2 separate regions of the Homo sapiens genome follow, and region 1 is linked to region 2. The links are chromatin contacts, found by Hi-C or POLR2A ChIA-PET in ENCODE. All regions are on one chromosome and are shown on one strand. The core of a region is the stretch at or near the end of the contact, and the rest is flanking DNA. Distances in the headings are between cores, read along the strand shown. Region 1 has its middle 39 kb from the start of EIF4H. Region 2 holds the start of ELN-AS1 (ELN antisense RNA 1).

Region 1 (5,539 bases), core at 23-2,522, 72 kb after region 2:
TTTTTTTTTTTTGAGACGGAGTCTTGCTCTGTCGCCCAGGCTGGAGTGCAGTGGCGGGACCTCAGCTCACTACAAGCTCCACCTCCCAAGTTAAATCGATTATCCGGCCTCAGCCTCCTGAGTAGCTGGGACTACAGGCGCCCGCCACCACGCCCAGCTAATTTTTTGTATTTTCAGTAGAGACAGGGTTTCACCGTGTTAGCCAGGATGGTCTCGATCTCCTGACCTCATGATCCGCCCACCTCGGCCTCCCAAAGTGCTGGGATTACAGGCGTGAGCGTGAGCCACCGCGCCCGGCCCCTTCCTTCTTTTTTTTTAAAAAGAGAGACGGGTGCTCCCTTTGGCAGCAGATATACTAAAAAAGAGAGACGGGAAGGCCAGGCACAGTGGCTCACACCTGTAATCCCAGCACTTTGAGAGGCCGAGGCTGGTGGATCACCTGAGGTCAGAAGTTCGAGACCAGCCTGGCCAACATGGTGAAACCCCATCTCTACTAAAAATACAAAATTAGACGGGTGTGGTAGTGCATGCCTGTAATCCCAGCTACTCAGGAGGCTGAGGCAGGAGAATCAATGAACCCGGGAGGCGAAAGTTGCAGAGAGATGAGATTGTGCCATTGCATTCCAGCCTGGGCAACAAGAGCGAAACTACGTCTCAAAAAAAAAAATGCATAAGTTTTGTGAACAAATATTTCATAATTTTCTCTACTGAGGTCTTAGACTTTTTTTTTTTACATTTTACAGAATACTTCATATCTTCTTTGTCTCTCCCCTTTTTTTTTGCAATCACCTTGAAAACATTAAGATTCAGATGGTCCTCTAATTTTCCTGTCTCCTGTTATCCTTTGTGGTGTGTGTGTGTGTGTGTGTGTGTGTGTGTGTGTGTGTGTGTGTGTGTGTTTGAGACAGAGTCTCACTCTGCTGGACAGGCTGCAGTAGAGTGATGGCATCTCGGCTCGCTGCAACCTCCGCCTCCTGGGCTCAAGTGATTCTCCTGCTTCAGCCTCCCGAGTAGCTGGGATTATCGGCATGTGCCACCACCCCTAGCTAATTTTTGTATTTTTAGTAGAGACGGGGTTTCACCATGTTGGCCAGGCTGGTTTCAAACTCTTGACCTCAAGTGATCTGCCCACCTCAGCCTCCCAAACTGCTGGGATTACAGACATGAGCCACTGCGCCCAGCCTGTTATCCTTTGTTTTTGGAAGGAAGCATTTGAAAAAGAGTGACTCTATCTTGAATAGGGGCTGGGTAAGATGAGGCTGAGACCTGCTGGGCTGCATTCCCAGTAGGTGAGACATTCTTATTCACAGGATGAGACAGAAGGTTGGCAGGACTGGTATCACAAGATACGGGTCACAAAGACCCTGCTGATAAAACAGGATGCTGACAGGGCACAGTGGCTCACTCCTGTAATCCCAGCATTCTGGGAGGCTGAGGCGGGCAAATCACTTGATGCCAGGAGATCAAGACCAGCCTGGCCAACATGGTGAAACCCTGTCTCTACCAAAAATACAAAAATTACCCAGACATGGTGGCAGGCACCTGTACTCCCAGCTACTCAGGAGGCTGAGGCAAGAGAATTGCTTGAACTCGGGAGGCAGAAGTTGCAGTGAGCCAGGATCGCACCACTGCACTCCAGACGGGGCAACAGAGCGAGACTCCATCCCAAAAAAAAAAAAAAAAAAGAAAACAAAAACAGGACGCAGTAAAGAAGCCAGCCCCAAAACCCACCAACAGTGATGAAACTGACCTCTGGTCATCCTCACTGCTCATTATACACTAATTATAATACATTACCATGCTAAAAGACACTCCCACCAGGACTATGACAGTTTACAAGTGCCACGGCAACACCCGGAAGTTACCCTATATGGTCTAAAAGAAGGAAGAACCCTCAGTTCTGGGAAATCCCTGCCCTTTCCTGGAAAACTCATGAATAACCCATACTTCGTTTAGCATAGAATGAAGAAATAACTGTAAGTATACTCAGTCAAGCAGCCCATGCCACTGCTCTGCCTATGGAGGAGTCACTCTTTATTCCTTTCCTATTCTTTTTTTTTTTTTCTTTTTCGAGACAGAGTCCCGCTCTGTTGCCCAGGCTGGAGTGCAGTGGCACAATCTTGACTCACTGCAACCTCTGCCTCCCAGGTTCAAGCAATTCTCCTGCCTCAGCCTTCCGAGTAGCTGGAATTACAGGTATGCACCACCACACCCAGCTAATTTTTGTATTTTTAATAGAGATGGAGTTTCACCAGGTTGGCCAGGCTGGTCTCGAACTCCTGACCTCAGGTGATCCACCTGCCTCAGCCTCCCAAAGTGCTGGAATTACAGACGTGAGCCACTGCGCCCGGCTATTCCTTTATTTTCCTGATAAGCTTGCTTTCAGGTCGGGTGTGATGGTTCACATGTGTAATCCCAGCACTTTGGGAGGCCTAAGTGGCAGGACTGCTTGAGCCCAGAAATTCAAGACCAACCAGCGCAACATAGTGAGACCATATTTCTATTAAAAAAAAAACAAAAACAAAAAAAACTTGGCCAACATGACGAAAACCTGCCTCTACTAAAAAAATACAAAAATTAGCCAGGAATGGTAACACATGCCTGTAATCCCAGCTACTCAGGAGGCTGAGGCAGGACAGTCACTTGAACCTGGGAGGCAGAGCTTGCAATGAGCTGAGATCAAGCCACTGCACTCGAGCCTGGGTGACAGAGCGAGACTCTGTCTAAAAAAAAAATACAAAATAAAAAAAAGAACTTATTTATGTAACCAAATACCACCTGTTCACCTGTTCCCCAAAAACCTGTTGAAACAAAAATAAATAAATAAATATAAAGAAATAATTTTTATTTATTTATTTTATTATATTTTGAGATGGAGTCCCGCTCTGTCGCCCAGGCTGGAGTGCAATGGCGCGATCTTGGCTCACTGCAAGCTCCGCCTCCCGGGTTCACACTATTCTCCTGCCTCAGCCTCCCGAGCAGCTGGGACTACAGGCGCCCGCCACCACGCCCGGCTAATTTTTTGTATTTTTAGTGGAGACAAGGTTTCACCGTGTTAACCATGATAGTTTCCATCTCCTGACCTCGTGATCCGCCCACCTTGGCCTCCCAAAGTGCTGGGATTACAGGCGTGAGCCACTGCACCCGGCCCCAAGAAATAATTTTTTTAAAAGCTGGGGTTTCCAAAAACCCTCTCCTGGAGTTAGATAATTTTCTAGAATGGCTCACAGAGCTCAGGGAAATACTTTACTTATGTTAAGTAATTTTTTTTTTATTTTTTATTTTTTGAGACTCACTCTGTCGCCAGGCTGGAGTACAGTGGCGCAATCCCAGCTCACTGCAACCTCCACTTCCTGGGATCAAGCGATTCTCCTGCCTCAGCCTCCTGAGTAGCTGGGACTACAGGCGCAGGCCACCACGTCCAGCTAATTTTTGTATTTTTAGTAGAGACAGGGTTTCACCGTGTTGGCCAGGATGGTCTCGATCTCTTGACCTTGTGATCACTCGCCTCAGCCTCTCAAAGTGCTGGGACTGATTACAGGCATGAGCCACTGCACCCGCTGCAACTAGTTTATTATATTCAAATTTTTTTACTTAAATTTTTTTTTTTTTTTTTTTTTGAGACGGAGTCTCGCTCCGTCCCCCAGGCTGGAGTACAGTGATACAATCTCGGCTCACTGCAACCTCCGCCTCCAAGGTTCATGCCATTCTCCTGCCTCACCCTCCCGAGTGGCTGGGACTGCAGGCGCGTGCCACCACGCCCGGCTAATTTTTTGTATTTTCAGTAGAGACGGAGTTTCACTGTGTTAGCCAGGATGGTCTCAATCTCCCAATTCCATGATCCGCCCACCTGGGCCTCCCAAAGTGCTGGGATTACAGGCATGAGCCACCACACCTGGCCTTTTTTACTTAATTTTTAAAATAGGGATGGAATCTTGCTATCTTGCCCAGGCTGGTCTTGAATTCCTGGGCTCAAGTGATTCTCTCACCTCAGCCTCACCCTCTGTAGTAGCTCGAACTACAGGTGCACACCACCACATGCAGCTAAGTTTTTAATTTTCCTTTTTTTTTTTTTTTGAGACGAAGTTTCACTCTTGTCGCCCAGGCTGGAGTGCAATGGCGTGGTCTCAGCTCACTGCAATCTCTGCCTCCTGGGTTCAAGCGATTCTCCTGCCTCAGCCTCCCGAGTAGCTGGGACTACAGGCACCTGCCACCACGCCTGGTTAATTTTGTATTTTAGTAGAGACAGGGTTTCACCATGTTGGTCAGGCTGGTCTTCAGCTCCTGACCTCAGGTGATCCACCCGCCTTGGCCTCCCAAAGTGCTGGAATTACAGGTGTGAGCCACCACACCCAGCCTTTAATTTTATTTTCTATAGAGAGGAGTCCCATAATATTACCCAAGCTGGTCTCAAACTCTTGGCCTCAATAAATCCTCCCACCTCAGCCTCCTGAGTAGCTAGGACTACAGGAGTGCACCACCATGCCCAGCTAATGTTTTTATGTTTTGTAGAGATGAGGGTCTCATTATGTTGCCCAGGCTCGTCTTGAACTCCTGGGCTCAAGTGATCCATCCTCCTGCCTCAGCTTCCCAAAGTGCTGGGATTACAGGTGTGAGCAAACATGCCCAGCCTAATATTATTAATACATCGTAGCTGTCCATATTTATAGGGTGCATGTGAAATTTTGTTATGTGCATAGAAGTGAGATTGTAGGAACCAAGGAAAAAACTTCTGCTTCACCTTCTGAAGGTTTGCTGATAAATCAGCTCACAAAAGGCAGATTAATTAGAAAAAGGGGGATACAAATTGCATTCACACGTATCTGGGGAGAACCACACCACAGCGTGATTACCCACCACCCCAAAGGCGTTCAGACGCTTATATACCATCTTCTTTTTTTTTTTAAGTAGAGACTGGGTTTTCGCCATGTTGCCAGGCTGGTCTTGAACTCCTGCACTCAAGTGATCTTCCCCTCTTGGCCTCCCAAAGTGGCGCTGGGATTACCGCCATGAGCCACTGTGCCTGGCACTATATACATATATATAGATATGTATACATATCTATATCTATAGATATCTATATATCTATATCTATATGTATACATATCTATATATATAGACATGTGTATATATATCTATAGATATCGATATCTATAGATATAGATATACTATCTTGCAGATACAGAAAGAATAGGGGTTTGGATCCTGGTAAAACAGGTTATGGCAGGGGGAAGAAAGAGGAATTCTATTGAGGGGACATAAAAGATTACTGGGGGCTAGGCAGAGTGGCTCATGCCTGTAATCCTAGCACTTTGGGAGGCCAAGGTGGGCAGATCACTTGAGGTCAGGAGTTCGAGACCAGCCTGGCCAACATGGCGAAACCCTGTCTCTACTCAAAACACAAAAATTAGCCAGTCATGGTGGCACATAGCTGAAATCCCAGCTACTCAGGAGGCTGAGGCAGGAGAATCACTTGAACCCAGGAGGAGGAAGTTGCAGTGAGCTGAGATGGCATCACTGCACTCCAGCCTGGGTGACA
Region 2 (5,305 bases), core at 656-3,155:
GGAGCTGCAGCTGGGCTTGGTGCTGGCATCCCTGGACTTGGAGTTGGTGTCGGCGTCCCTGGACTTGGAGTTGGTGCTGGTGTTCCTGGACTTGGAGTTGGTGCTGGTGTTCCTGGCTTCGGGGCAGGTGCAGATGAGGGAGTTAGGCGGAGCCTGTCCCCTGAGCTCAGGGAAGGAGATCCCTCCTCCTCTCAGCACCTCCCCAGCACCCCCTCATCACCCAGGGGTGCATAGTAAAATCCTTGTTAGGTTCTCCTAAGCATCTGGGGGTAACAGATAGCGGGAGGAGGGCAGACCAGGCCAAGGGACCCCAGGCTGCCCAATTGCAGAGTATCTGCCTCCTCAGTAGAGGGGTGGCAGGGCTCCAGACTGAGAAAAAGCCTGCCCTCCAACCAGGGAAGGAGCAGGTAGATCAGCCTGGCTCCCCTTCAGCAGTGCTCTGTGGCCAGGGGACCACTAGGAACTCCAGTTCTTCACCAGCTGGTGACTGAGCCCCACTCTGTGCCCAGCCTCAGGCAGTCCATGCTAGGCCTGGGGAGAGAAGGAAGGGGCAGACGGAAGGTGGAGGCACTGTTCAGCCCTAAAGCTCTGTGCCTGTACAGCTTCAGGGCTTTGAGGAAGCAATAGAGGCCAAGGAAGTCAGGGAGGGCTCTCTAGAGGAGGCGGCAGAACTCCCAGGCACAGAGCTCGGCTCCTGACCACTCCCCAACTTTTCTTTCTCCCCAGTACCTGGAGCCCTGGCTGCCGCTAAAGCAGCCAAATATGGTGAGTGCACCCCACAACCACTTGTGGCTCCCTTGCCACCACACCATCCCTGACAGCACAGGACTGGGGTGGTCACAATAGAAAAAGGCAGTTTCGGCCGGGCGTGGTGGCTCACACCTGTAATCCCAGCACTTTGGGAGGCCGAGGCAGGCAGATCACCTGAGGTCAGGAGTTCCAGACCAGCCTGAACAATATGGTTAAACCCCATCTCTACTAAAAATTCAAAAATTAGCCAGGCGTGGTGGCGGGCACCTGTAATCCCAGCACTTTGGGAGGCCGAGGTGGGCAGATCAACTGAGGTCGGGGGTTCCAGACCAGCCTGACCAATATGGTGAAACCCCATCTCTACTAAAAACACAAAAATTAGCCAGGTGTGGTGGCGGGCACCTGTAATCCCAGCTACTCGGGAGGCTGAGGCAGGAGAATCGCTTGAACCCAGGAGATGGAGGTTGCAGTGAGCCGAGATCACGCCACTGCACTCCGGCCTGGACGACAGAGCGAGACTGTATCTCAAAAAAAGAAAAGAAAAGAAAAAGAAAAAGGCAGTTTCTAGGACACGTTTATGACAGTTTAAAAACCTGGCCCCTGCCCACTAAATGCTTATGGTGCCTTCAACCCCTGTGACCACCAAAAACACCCTTGAAATCCCAGTTGCCCCCCAGGAGGCAATTCCACCATCCCTAAGCTTGCCCTGACCCTGACAGTTACATGGTCCCTGTGTCCAGGAAGGGACTGGGCCTGCTGTGGGTATGAGGAGTCTGGGCAGTCTCTGCCTCCACCCCAGCTCTCTGGCCCGAGCAAAGGAGCTGGTATTCCTCATCTGGGCACCCCGGGCCCCCGCCCGCCTTCCTGTCCTGCCAGCAGGACCGCTCCCACCACGAGCCAGCCCAGAGGACGTGGCAGTCCCACAGCCTCTGCACTTGGCGCTCTGGCAGCCCTGCCTGGCCAGACCCACGCTGTCTGTAGCCCCTGAATTCCTGGCCTCCTGTGAGCAGCGTTGGTGGGAGGTGGAAGACTCCCCCAGGGATCCACCAACCAGCCGGGCAGGTCCACTTGGGGCCAGTTTCTACCTCGGAAAATCCTGGCTTCCTCAGCGCCGACCCCCAGCAGCCCTGGCCTCCTCCCCTGCTCACTGCTGACTGCTTGGCAGGCCTGAGTCAACAGACATTGCCAGGGAAACAGAGTGACGTCATGTGGTGGAGCCGCGAAGGGCGCAGGCTCCCCAGCCACTTCCCGTCCCTGAAGCCCTGAGCACACTGCTTAACCTCTGCTCTGCCTCAGCGTTCTCATCTGCAAAATGGGAATGACAATAGTGCCTACCTTTCCTGCTGCAATGCATAAAAAATGGGCTGCTAAGTGTGAAGCACTCAAAATGTTAAGTGCCTGCTGTAGATACTATTACCGTTGTTTGTTTGTTTGTTTGTTTGTTTTGACAGAGTCTTGCTCTGTCGCCCAGGCTGGAATGCAGTGGTACGATCTTGGCTCCCTGCAGCCTCCATCTCCCGGGTTCAAGTGATTCTCCTGCCTCAGCCTTCCAAGTAGCTGGGATTACAGGCGCCCGCCACCACGCCTGGCTAATTTTTGTATTTTTCGTAGAAACAGGGTTTCACCGTGTTGGCCAGGCTGGTCTCAAACTCCTGACCTCAGGTGATCCACTAGCCTCAGCCTCCCAAAGTGCTGGGATTACAGGTGTGAGCCACCGCACCCGGCTTACAAAAGAACTTTTAAGGCCAGGCACAGTGGTTCACACCTTCGGGAGGCTAAGGCAGGAGGATCGCATGAGCCCAGGAGTTGGAGGCTGCAGTGAACTATGATTGTACCACTGCACTCCAGCCGGGGTGACAGAGCAAAACCCCATCTCAAAATGAAACAAAATATGGACTGGACTTCCTGTCCACTGCTCCTCCACAGTGTCACATGGCCCCTGCCACCTGTCTGCTTGCCTTGTGTCCCTGGGGCAGGGAGACCCATCGTTCAGAAATGGAACACTCATTTTCCCTCCTCTCCCCGCAGGAGCAGCAGTGCCTGGGGTCCTTGGAGGGCTCGGGGCTCTCGGTGGAGTAGGCATCCCAGGCGGTGTGGTGGGTGAGTTGAAACCCCAGGAGGGGCAGGGTGGGGAGGGAATCTAACCAGTACAGAGTGCCTCCCTGAACTCGGTCTGTGTTCCCAGGAGCCGGACCCGCCGCCGCCGCTGCCGCAGCCAAAGCTGCTGCCAAAGCCGCCCAGTTTGGTGAGCACTGGGTGGAGGTGGGAGCTGCCGCCAGGCCCCCAGGCCCCCAGGGTGTGGGAGGAGCTTCTGACCAGGCACTGTAGACTCAGAGTCCCTGCCCCAGACACCTCCTGGCTCCACTGTGCCATCGAAGGCCAGGGGAGACCTCAGGCTCCACCTGTGTCCCCAGAGGACACCTCCGCCCTCCACAGGCCGAGGCTTCAGTCCCACCTTTCTGACCAGCGGAGTCTAATGCTCAGCTGTCTCCACAGGCCTAGTGGGAGCCGCTGGGCTCGGAGGACTCGGAGTCGGAGGGCTTGGAGTTCCAGGTGTTGGGGGCCTTGGAGGTGAGAGTTGTTCTGAAATCAGTGAGTGTGTGTGGTGTGTGTATGCGAGACAGAGATGGAGACAGAGACAGAGACAGAGACTTTCGTTCCCACCCCTGGCACGTCTTTGCTCAAGATGTCCTCTTGGCCAGGTGCGGTGGCTCACGCCTGCAATCCCAGCACTCTAGTAGGCCAAGGTGGGCGGATCACTAGAGGTGAGGAGTTTGAGACCAGCCTGGGTGACATGGCGAAACCTCATCTCTACCAAAAATACAAAAATAAGCCGGGCGTGGTGGTGGGCACCTGTATTTCCAGCTACTTGAGAGGCTGAGGCCAGAGGATCGCTTGAGCCCAGGAGGCAGAGGCTGCAGTGAGCTGAGATGGTACCACTGCATTCCAGCTTGGGCAGCAGAGTGAGACCCTGTCATCTAAAAAAAAAAAAGAAAGAAAGAAAAGAAAAGAGGCCAGGCATGGTGGCTCACGCCTGTGATCCCAGCACTTTGGGAGGCTGAGGTGGGCAGATCACGAGGTCAGATCAAGACCATCCTGGCTAACACAGTGAAACCCCGTCTCTACTAAAAATACAAAAAATTAGCTGGGCGTGGTGGCAGACGCCTGTAGTCCCAGCTACTCAGGAGGCTGAGGCAGAAGAATGGCGTGAACCTGGGAGGCGGAGCTTGCAGTGAGCCGAGATCGCGCCACTGCACTCCAGCCTGGGCGACAGAGCGAGACTCCGTCTCAAAAAAAAAATATATATATATATATATATATGTATGTATGTATGTATATAAATTAGCTGGGCATGGTGACACACGCCTGTAATCCCAGCTACTCGGGAGCCTGAGACAGGAGAATCACTTGAACCCAGGAGGCAGAAGTTGCAGTGAGCCAAGATCACGCCGCTGCACTCCAGCCTGAGCAACAGAGCAAGACCTCATCCCAAAACAAAATAAAAACAAGAAATGTGGCAAACGGGAGCTGGGGCTATCCCTTGCCGCCAGGGTCCCAGTCCTCCCCCTCTCCTCTCTCTTTCAACCCACCTGACCACTGCGGTGGGAGTAAATTAGGAGAATGATGGTTATGCCAGTTCTCCAAGAAAGAAATCAAAGCTTGGAGAGAAATTGCTTTCCCTAAGTCTCCACCATGGTGGCCGACCTTGTGTGGCCATTTCCCCCTTTCTTGGGCTGTCATTGTGTCTCCCCCTGTAAACTAGCCTGCACAGCTCTTCCTGTGAGTGCCACAAGACCAGACACACAGTAGGAGCTTAACAATTAAGACTTTTGGGGCCGGGCATGGTGGCTCATGCCTGTAATCCCAACACTTTGGGAGGCTTAGGTAGGTGGATTGCTTGAGGCCAGGAGTTCAAGACCAGCCTGGACAATGTAGCAAGACCCCCCCCCACCACCACCTCTACGAAATATTTAAAAATTAGCTGGGCGTGGTGTGTGCCTGTAGTTTCAGCTACTTGGGAGGCTGAGGCAGGAAGATCACTTGAACCCGGGAGTTCAGGGCTGCAGTGAGCTGTGATCAAGCCACTGCATTCCAGCCTGGGCAACAGAGCAAGAAGCTGGATAGATGAAGGAGAGATGGGGGGATAGACTGGGAGGATGAGTCCATGGGCAGACGGTAAAGGGTGAGTAGGTCAGAAGACAGGGCCTAGCCAGGTGCAGTGGCTCACACCTGTAATGTCAGCACTTTGGGAGGCCGAGGCAGGTGGATCACCTGAGGTCAGGAGTTCGCGACCAGCCTGGCCAACATGGTGAAACCTGTCTCTACTAAAAATACAAAAATTAGCCAGGCGTGGTGGTGGGTGCCTGTAATCCCAGCTGCTCAGGAGGCTGAGGCAGGAGAACCGCTTGAACCCAGGAGATGGAGGTTGCAGTGAGCCGGGATCGCGCCACTGCACTCCAGCCCAGGCGAAGGAGTGAGACTCTGCCTCAAGAAAAAAAAAAAAAAAAAAGACAGGGCCTGACAGGTGGCATTGGCATTCCTGAGCCGTCATGTG

The links. Hi-C counts contacts between places; a loop is a spot of excess contacts on that map. ChIA-PET counts read pairs that join two places held with the same protein, here RNA polymerase II (POLR2A). Pooled maps may share reads with other maps.
Region 1: a loop to region 2 is called in a map with no recorded cell type, with 2.1 times the contacts of the local background. The contact joins the enhancer-like site here to the promoter of ELN-AS1 in region 2. A Hi-C loop is called at or near these places in 3 of 168 maps with a recorded cell type or tissue (CD4-positive, alpha-beta T cell, CD8-positive, alpha-beta T cell and GM12878), 1 of 37 single-sample maps with no recorded cell type and 5 of 50 pooled maps. POLR2A ChIA-PET finds 5 or more read pairs at or near these places in 8 of 52 experiments (AG04450, Caco-2, HCT116 and 4 more).

The regions. Positions count from the first base shown.
Region 1 is chr7:74,132,564-74,138,102 of GRCh38, forward strand. No RefSeq gene overlaps it. Among named protein-coding and RNA genes, the nearest start is that of EIF4H, 39 kb to the right of the region's middle. RefSeq lists an enhancer at 500-1,287. Within about 2 kb of position 1,273, at least 3 of the 41 ENCODE cell types and tissues checked have a DNase peak (open chromatin) inside an H3K27ac peak, as active enhancers do; they include HCT116, where a contact is called at or near this core.
Region 2 is chr7:74,060,375-74,065,679 of GRCh38, forward strand. It overlaps ELN-AS1 (ELN antisense RNA 1), which reads right to left and starts at 1,906. Exons shown (of 2, transcript NR_183555.1): 1 at 1,836-1,906. It overlaps ELN (elastin), which reads left to right. Exons shown (of 33, transcript NM_000501.4): 25 at 2-127; 26 at 727-765; 27 at 2,779-2,850; 28 at 2,936-2,995; 29 at 3,247-3,321. RefSeq lists enhancers at 1,240-1,740, 1,741-2,241, 1,785-2,079 and a silencer at 1,882-2,074.